2 separate regions of the Homo sapiens genome follow, and region 2 is linked to region 1. A link is an interaction called in ENCODE POLR2A ChIA-PET data of the cell type or tissue named here. Cell type or tissue: B cell. All regions are shown on one strand. Links, peaks and the distances in the headings refer to the core of each region. The heading gives the core; the rest is flanking DNA. Region 1 overlaps PLAC8 (placenta associated 8). Region 2 overlaps LOC124900167 (a long non-coding RNA gene).

Region 1 (4,394 bases), core at 119-4,118:
CGATGAGCAATCCTTTCCAGTCTTCCCACTTCCTGACTTGTCCTTCACTTCATATTTACTGGGAGCCTGCAAACCTGTGTCAGCGCTGGCCTGACGGACCCTGCTGTGTGGTAGGGGCAGTTTATTAAGAAGTACATTTGGTAAGGTTACTCCTCATTTCTCTACATCATGAGAGGCAGTGTAGGGTCATGGAACATGAATTAGATTCGGAGTGAGAGCAGCTTTGCCCAAGTCTTAGTTTCTGAAACCGTGATCTTAGACTCATCATTTAACTAGCCGTTTAAATGTCCACTTGTTAAACTGTAAAATGGGGTTTCTGACCTACCCACCTTACAGGCTCATTCTAAAGAATTTGTCTTTAAATAAAAATACCATGAACTGTATTCAGAACAGCTGAAGCTTATTTTAAATGTATTAGACGTGTCCTTCTATAGACATTAAAGTGGTTTTGGCTTCTGTTTGATTTTTTTAAAAATGTACCATAATAGCCGTTCACTGCTTTTTTACACTAAAAGAAGGAGGCGGACCCATCTGTGGATCCCACAGCAAACAAGATTTTCTGCAAAAGAAGGTTCCAGTAAGTGAACAAAAAACCAGGGGGTCCGGCTGAGCCGATCATTCAGGGCGTGCATGAGCCGCGGATGTGTACGTGGCGGTGGAGGAGCCCCTGTTGAGGGGCAGAGCCGTCGGGTGACGGACTAGGCGAACGTGTGTCTGGCGGCCGCTGCCTTCGGGCCTCTTCCAGGGAGGAGGATCGAGGAGGCGGAGAGCCCGCCTGGCTCTTCCCCAGTTGCAGGGACAGGTCTGAAGCACGGGCTTCAGGAGGCGGGGAGTGGGTGGGTGGGCTTCTTACCTTCTCTGCCCGCTCTGCACTCGGGAAGGGGCTGTGAGCGGCAGCTGCGCGCGGGGCTCTTCGATCAACCCTCACCCCGCCGGATTACGCCTCCCGCCAGCCCAGCTCTGGGACCCCTGGGTCTCCTCTGCTGGGACCAGACCTGCCTGCCGGTAAATTCTTAAGAGCAGCCCGCGCAGAATCTATCCCAAGGAGACCGCCCATTTTTGCTGGGGCAATCAGGGAACTGCGTCTGCGGATGGCTGCCCTCGGGGGACCATTCGCCGGGGCGGCGCGCCGCTGGGGACTCGGCGTGAACCGGGCAGCGGGCGCGCGGTCTCGGAGCCCAGCCCCAGCGGCAGGCGCCAGGAGCCGCAAAGCTGGGCAGGGCTGGCGCCGCTTCCTCCCGGGCACCCGCCGCTCTGTCGCTCCGGGCGCCCAGGCTCACCGGGCATTTCTAAATTGTAAAAAGTTTTTATCAGATGGTATGGGCTGAGCAACGCTGGGATTGGAAAGTAAGACAAGAAACTATCACCCACCCCCTCCCCCGCCCGCTGATTTGAATGCTTATTAGATGGACCCTGGATTCTAGTCTTGGGGTACACGCCCACGTGTAAGAGTAAGCAACCACAGCTCTCTAGACACACTCATGCCGCCAATCTCATGAAATAAGAGGTAAGGACCTTGCAATGATTCCGTTTTCGTCACTCACCCCTTTTACAATAATTAGCTTGGCTTTGGGAAAAGTAAGTCCCAAATCCCCAACACTGAGGGTAAGCTCCACAAAGGCAGGGGATTTTGTGGGCCAAGTTCACTGAGGTGTCTCAAAACCTTAGCTCGGGACCTGGTACACAGGAGGAGCTCACTAGCGCCCCCGCCACCACGCTCTCCGCTTCCGGGCTGGCTGAGGCCATGCGTGATGCAGGCTCCAGATGGTGCATAGCAAACAGTGGCGAGAGCCCAGCCCTGGAAACGCAAACAAGGCTAATGTTTCACCTGACTCTGCAGACCTCCACAGGTGGGGACCAGATCTTCCCTAAATCCCAACTCCAGTACTAACATGGTCGAAACCATATTTTTGGGTGATGGCTTCCCACATTTGAAATCCTGGAGGAAGAAGCATTACAGGAAATGCTAGAGAATATGTATTCAAATTTCTTCTGCATTTCATCTTGGTTATCAAATACCAGAAAAAATATGAAAGGCTAATTATCCGTAATGTCAAGTGGCTATCCCTAGGTGATTGGCTGATAGACTTTTTGTTGTTGTTGTTTTGTGATAAGGTCTCTTTGTTGTCCAGGCAGGAGTGCAATGAATGGCACGATCATAATTCACTGCAGCCTGGAACTCCTGAGCTCAAGTGATCCCCCCACCTCAGCCTCCTGAGTAGCCGAGATTACAGGTGCACACCACCATGCCTGGCTAATTTGTTTTCGTTTTCTGTAGAGATGGGGGTCTCACTATGTTGCCCAGGCTGACCTTGAGCTCCTGGCCTCAAGTGATCTTCCTGCCTTGGCCTCCCAAAACACTGGAATTACAGGTGTAAGCCACCACCCATGGCCGATAATTTTTTTTATAATTAGCATTTATTTCTTTTATAAGCAAAACAAGAAATATCCTTTTCAGAAACAAAAAGCAAATCCAGTGACTAGAAAAAAAATTTTAAGGGGTCATACCAGGCCAGGCACGGTGGCTAACGCCTGTAATCCTAGCACTTTGGGAGGCCAAGGCAGGTGGATCCTCGGTGACAGAGCGAGACTCTTATCTCCAAAAAAAAAATAAAAAAATAAAAAAAAAGGAGGGGGCAAGTCATACAAATGATACTATAGCTGTTTGTATTTTTTTCCCTCTTGGCCCTTAGCCAATGCTTGGCATGAAACTGGTATTCAATAAATAAAGATGATCCTACAACTCTTTCAGAGGAAAAACATGTTCATTTAACACCCTTATTTTTTCAAGAAGCCTATATTCTGTTTTTTAATATAATAACAGCAATCTGAAGATTTCAGAATAAAAACCACCCTGCAATTATGTAATTGTTTTTCCTTTACCTGACTGTATTTACTTAGTGTATGGCATATGTGTTTTTGTATTCAAATTGGCTAATGTTAGACTTCATAGCAGTTTGAGTCCTGAACATTTTCTGAGTGCCTTTGAAATCCACTCAGTGGCCATCTCTATATTCTATAGTAAGCAGCTGTATCGGCTGGGTGTGGTGGCTTACGCCTGTAATCCCAGCACTTTGGGAGGCTGAGGTCGGGAGTTCGAGACCAACCTGAACAACATGGAGAAACCCTGTCTCTACTAAAAATACAAAATTAGCTGGGTGTGGTAGTGTATGCCTGTAATCCCAGCTATTCGGGAGGCTGAGGCAGGAGAATCGCTTGAACCCAGGAGGTGGAGGTTGTGGTGAGCCAAGATCGTGCCATTGCATTCCAGCCTGGATGACAGAGCGAGACTCCGTCTCAAAAAAAAAAAAATTTATATATATATATATGTATATATATATATGTATATATATATATATATATGTATCAGCTGTATCTCAAATATCCATATGCTAACTGCCAGTTAGTTTGTGTGAACATTACTTCCTCCATGTAGTAGCCTCAACAGTCTTTAGCCCAACAGTCAACATTGTATGTTTCTGTTTCCTTCACTACTTTTGTACTTTTGACTTCCTCTTTTGAATGTGGGAGATTGCAGGGACCCAGGTGCTTCTGTGAATATTAGCACTAGGAACTGGAGCAGAATGGGGGGCCCCAGGAGGTTTCTGATGCTATTGTAAGTTCCTTTCTAGCACAGATTACCTATATTGGTGGAGAAGTCTACTCGGCTTATCCCTGCGTAGAAGAGTAGTCCTAAAGGGAACTGCTATCCAGGACTTCCATCTGTCACTTCTAGCTGATTCTAAAAAGGGTCTAATAACTTCTCCCGTGAGATATCTTATTCAAAGAAATACCTTCTTGAAAGTTATAAAACAGATGAGAAAGCAAACACACTCATTTGTACGCGCCTCTGTGATCATTTAAAAATTCAAGGTATCTTTTAAGTTGCAACAAATGTAAAACAGAAACAAATGTAAAATTGTTGCTTGTTCAAACAACCACAATTCTCTTTGCTTCAGCCATGAAGTCTTTAGCCTTAGCCATTCAAGGTAAAAGGTCAGCAATAAGTGGAGAGAAAACGTCCTTGAAAATCTAGAGTTCCTAGGACCTTAGGTACCAGCTTGTCTCCTTAGTTCAGTGGTCCTCAAAGCTTACTATTAGTAAAACCACTTGGACTGCTCTTTAACGTGTAGATTTCTAGACACTGCTCAGAGATTGTGACTTAGATAGAATGAGCTAGGGTTGAGGAATCTGTACAATGTAGAATTCTACACACTGTTCAGAGATTGTGGTTTAGATAGAATGAGCTAGGGTCTAAAAGTCTGTAACGTGCACCCGCAGGGCTGCTGCCCTTATGCCATAGGCTTTTGTCCTATGAACTAGAAAAACGTGGCCCTTCTCACAGACACGGCTTGGTGAGCACGTAGCTGCTTCGGTGAGAATTCGAAAAACGG
Region 2 (4,394 bases), core at 229-4,228, 64 kb after region 1:
CCAGTCATTAGCATTGTTTCTATAGATGTTAAATTAACTAAAAGTATCCCCTATGGGAAACGAAGGGATGGGCCAAATCAAAGGAATAGGTTGGGCTAGTTAACTGCAGCAGGAGCATGTCCTTAAGACACAGATTGCTCACGCTATTGTTTGTGGCTTAAGAATGTCTTTAAGCAGTTTTCCACCCTGGGCGGGCCGGGTGTTCCTTGCCCTCATCCCGTAAACATACAACCTTCCAGCTTGGGTGTTAGGGCCATTATGAACATGTTACAGTGCTGCAGAGATTTTGTATATGGCTAGTTTTGGGGCCAGCTTATGGCCAGATTTTGGGGGGCTTGCTCCTAACTGGAAGTTTTATTCTCAGCAGTTACTATTTATTGACTCCCTGGGGTCTTGCGCTGGGCTCTGTTTTTCTGAGCCAATCTGAGCTATCCAGATGGGATCAGGTAAAACAGCTGAGTAAGTCTCTCCTTGGCGTTCCAGGGCTCTTAATTCCCCCTATTTCCAGCCCCTCCTTTGCCCTCTGTATGCCTCCTTCTGGCATTCAGCCACCTACCAAATAATTCCATGGGTCGCATCAACCCACCAGCCCCTCATTAGAGATTAACCTAATTTCTGGAACAAGAAAGTAAAATAAAGTCAGTGGAAAAGGCCCTACTTTTTGTCACCTGTGTTAGGCCATAGCCAGGGAAAGGATCCCTTCCTCTTTATACATTGAAAGTGGAGAAAGGTTAGTTTCATACCAGTAGTTGGCTTCTGGACTCCTACATCTCCTGCAGCCTCCCAGATCCCTTCAGATCTGTTCCTTTCAAGGACCTCCCTTGTTCTTGAGCTTCTCCAGAAGCCAGAAACCCCACAGTAAGCCCTTTAGTCCTGCAACTGAGTGTGTATTTAGGGCCAATTCCCTCCCCTACTCCCACAGAACCTCTGGGTCTCCCAGAATTCATAAGTCTCTGCATCAGGATAAGATTCTGCCTCATCTACCAATGGTGTCATTTCTGAAATTTTAGCCAAAAGAATGAAAACTCTCAGTTATAAGGAAATTAAAAAATGATTATGTGTAGTTGAAGATATGGCATTTCCTAATTTAAGCTACACAATTTATATAAACAAAGTGTACTCCAAAACATTTTTCTTCATGTTAAAAATGGTGCTCATGCTTGATAATGCTTAAATTAGGAGTCCTCTCAGGAGTATTTGTGTTTTTCATAGCACAAGACTTGGAAAGTTTCTGACACTGGCAAAGTTTAGTTATCCTCCTTTCATCAAGCAAGTCAAAGGGACTTGGCTCACTAAAACATTTGTGAGGGGAAGAGATAAAAAGCAGAGGGTAAACTGGGTCTATCGATGCCTCCATTGTCTTCCATCATTAACCTCTCCAGTAACCTAATTTATTAAGCTTCTTCTCTACTTTTGTCCTATAATTTATTAAACTGGTGTCAGGCATACATGGTTCTAGAGGAAGACTGCCCTTTCACACCCAGACCCTCTATGCGTGCCCTCTGAAGCTCTTCACAATGTGACCTACCCTATTTCTTCAGTCCTTTTGATTTCTACTTCCATAAGTTATCCCATCACTACTCAGCAAGCAGCCCCTCTATATCTATTCCTGCTGTCAGTTACCGTCTCCTGTCTTCCTCTTTACCTGTTAACATCCCATCCCTAGTGCCCATCCACCAGGAAGCCATTTCTAACCTTCCATGTTGGATTTGCCTTTCCCTCCTCTGAACTTGCAAACCCCTTTCCAGATGTGGTGGAGAACCCTCTGGTCTGGCGCTCAGGACACTAGGATATCATTACAGCACTGATACTTGGCTCCCTCTGTGCTTTTTCTCTAAATGACAATGATACTATTTTCACTTCCTCCTTCCCACGGTTATTAAAAATATACAGGAATCTATACTAATAGCAGACATGAGATTTATATACGTGTATTCTGAGCATGTACACCTTTTCTTTTGACTTATTTGTAGGTTTTTTTTGAGGACAGGTAACTGGACCTCAGTCATCTTTGTGTCCCCCAAAGATAATGGCCTACACATAGCCTAGAAAATAGTAGGTGCTCAATACAATTGTATTTATTTATACCAGTGGTTTTCAACCATGGGTGATTTGCACCTCCCATCCGCCCTGCCCCACCCAACCACCACCTGCCTGAGACATATGGCAATGTCTAGTAACAGTTTTAGTTTCTACAATTCAGGGAGATGGCAGAGAATTGCTACTGGCATCTAGTGGGTAGAGGCCAGGGAAGCCGCTAAGCATCCTACAATGCACAGGACAGGCCCTGCCTTCCCTAACTTTCAACAAGAAGTTATTCGGCCCAATGGTGGCAAGGCTGAGAAACTCTGATTTATACCCTTGATCTTAAGGAGATTTGAGCCATTTACAAACTCACATATGCAATAAGATACCAAATGCAAAATGAAGAAATCAGGCACAGGAAAAATAAAGCCTAGAGCAGCTTTAGTGCGTGCTTTAAGGTTCCTATACAATGCTAGACATCACTGCACATTAGACCCTGAGCTTCTGATCAGGCAAAGCAAAGAGGGAACACAAATATTTAGGAGATTGGCCATGTCCATAAAAGACAAACAAATTAAAACCTAGAGAAATTTCTCGTCAAAATGGAGGTGATGCATGAAAAAGAGTGATCTAAGCCTTTAACAGTAGTTCTATAATAACTAGAACAGACATTTCCTAATGTAGGCTTAAAGAGTATGGAGGGATTACAGTATGAGCACTGAAAGTAACGTATGAGAAGCTAAAATGATCCCATCCAAGTACTTATCTGTCTGATAATCTGAGATAATTCAAGATTAAAAATCAGATTTTTAAAGACTTTTTTGATACAGAGTCTTGCTCTGTGATCCAGGCTGGAGTGCAGTGGTGCCATCTCAGCTCACTGCAAACTCCACCTCCTGGGTTCAAGCAATTCTCGTGCCTCAGCCTCCCGAGTGGCTGGAATTACAGGCGTGTGCCACCATGCCTGGCTAATTTTTGTATTTTTAGTAGAGAATGGATTTCACTATGTTGGCCAGGCTGCTCTCCAACAGCTGGCCTCAAATGATCCGCCTGCCTCGGCCTCCCAAAGTGCTGGGATTACAGGTGTGAGCCACAGAACTTGGCCTAAAGATTGTTTAGAGGAGTACAAGGGGGCATGTTCCTTGATAATTCTTCATAAATAGCATTTTTGCCAGCTATTTATGAGGTTTAGTAAGAACTGGGCAGTGGTGAGACTGAGTTAAAAGTCTGGCAAGACCTTGAGTTCAGATTCCCAGCTCAAGCTGCTTATCCATGAGAAGAGGTATGCAGATGGAAAGGTATATAACGTATTGCATTGTTATAAAAATTAAGGAATGGAGTGGGGACACACAGCTGAATAGAAGACCACCCTAGTGTAGCATGGAAGTGAGCTTAAGTCATCTACCTACAGGAAAGTTTGTTTCCCTCAGAAACCACCTCTGGGGCTGCTTCAGCAAGTGACCACATGGCTGATAAAAGTCCCCAAGTTCTGTACCATAGAGCCTGGAAAACTTTTGTAGTAGGTATTACCACCTTCTCCCATGGTAATAAAAGAATGTAACAATACACCTACAGAGTCAAATTTTAAGTACAGAAAGTCCCTCAACTTATATGGGGTGATGTCCAGATAAACTTATTATAAGTAAACAAAATTATTAAGTTGAAAATGCATTTAGTTCAGATAAATTCATCATGAAGTTGGAAAATTGTAAGTGGAATTATTGTAAGTTAGGGACTGTCTGTAATGTAACTTCCTAGTCAATGCTGTAAAGATAAAAGAATTGCAATATGGAACCTTAGATATTATAATAAGTTGATCTTCTAAAAATACTAATTGGCCCTATTCTGCTTCTGAACCATTTGATCTGGTTGTAGAGATTGAGTGAGTGATCTGGAATTGGTATTTTTAAGGCTTCCCAGGTAATTACAAAGTGCAGCCAGGGTTGAGAATCACCACATTAAAGGAAATGATGATTTTTGAGTATTGAATTAGTCCAACTTGAGTCTTTTATACAATAATAAAATACATTTCCTCTCAACTTCAAACTTCATGTACCACTTAAATTTTCTCCCCAAACACGTATAATTTAAAAAAATTAAGCCAAGGGGAACACTCATTCTATGGCATAGAATGAGGTGTTGCTTGGTTCTAAAAATGAATGAATGAATGAATGAATGAATGAATAATATGCTCAATGAAGAAAATCTGAGAATTACCAAAATATCAAAACAAAAAACCTCTAGCAATTCCACCATACAAAGCTTAACTACTTGTGACATTTTCAATGTATGTCTTTCCATTTAATCCATTAAAACAGTAATTAGTGTGTAGGACCAGTTTTTAATGAGGATATTCCCAATTGAGGCAA

The links. ChIA-PET counts read pairs that join two places held together with the same protein. Peaks named below come from ENCODE experiments on the same cell type or tissue, not always from the same donor. Only the 100,000 strongest peaks of a DNase experiment are listed, where the experiment ranks them.
Region 2: POLR2A ChIA-PET joins it to region 1 with 12 read pairs; 2 of 35 experiments call an interaction of 5 or more read pairs at or near these places.

The regions. Positions count from the first base shown.
Region 1 is chr4:83,108,875-83,113,268 of GRCh38, forward strand. The region is part of intron 1 of PLAC8 (placenta associated 8); the gene reads right to left. Among named protein-coding and RNA genes, the nearest start is that of PLAC8, 3.7 kb to the right of the region's middle. RefSeq lists a silencer at 1,103-1,382 and enhancers at 1,793-1,842, 1,943-1,992. In B cell, for the core only: a CTCF peak has its summit at 1,690; DNase peaks (open chromatin) are centred at 1,697, 2,976 and 3,517; H3K4me3 peaks cover 4,000 bases; H3K27ac peaks cover 3,848 bases.
Region 2 is chr4:83,173,175-83,177,568 of GRCh38, forward strand. All of the region lies in intron 4 of LOC124900167 (a long non-coding RNA gene), which reads right to left. Among named protein-coding and RNA genes, the nearest start is that of PLAC8, 61 kb to the left of the region's middle. RefSeq lists an enhancer at 1,714-1,763. In B cell, for the core only: no CTCF peak of the experiment used is centred there; a DNase peak (open chromatin) is centred at 2,127; H3K4me3 peaks cover 2,500 bases; H3K27ac peaks cover 4,000 bases.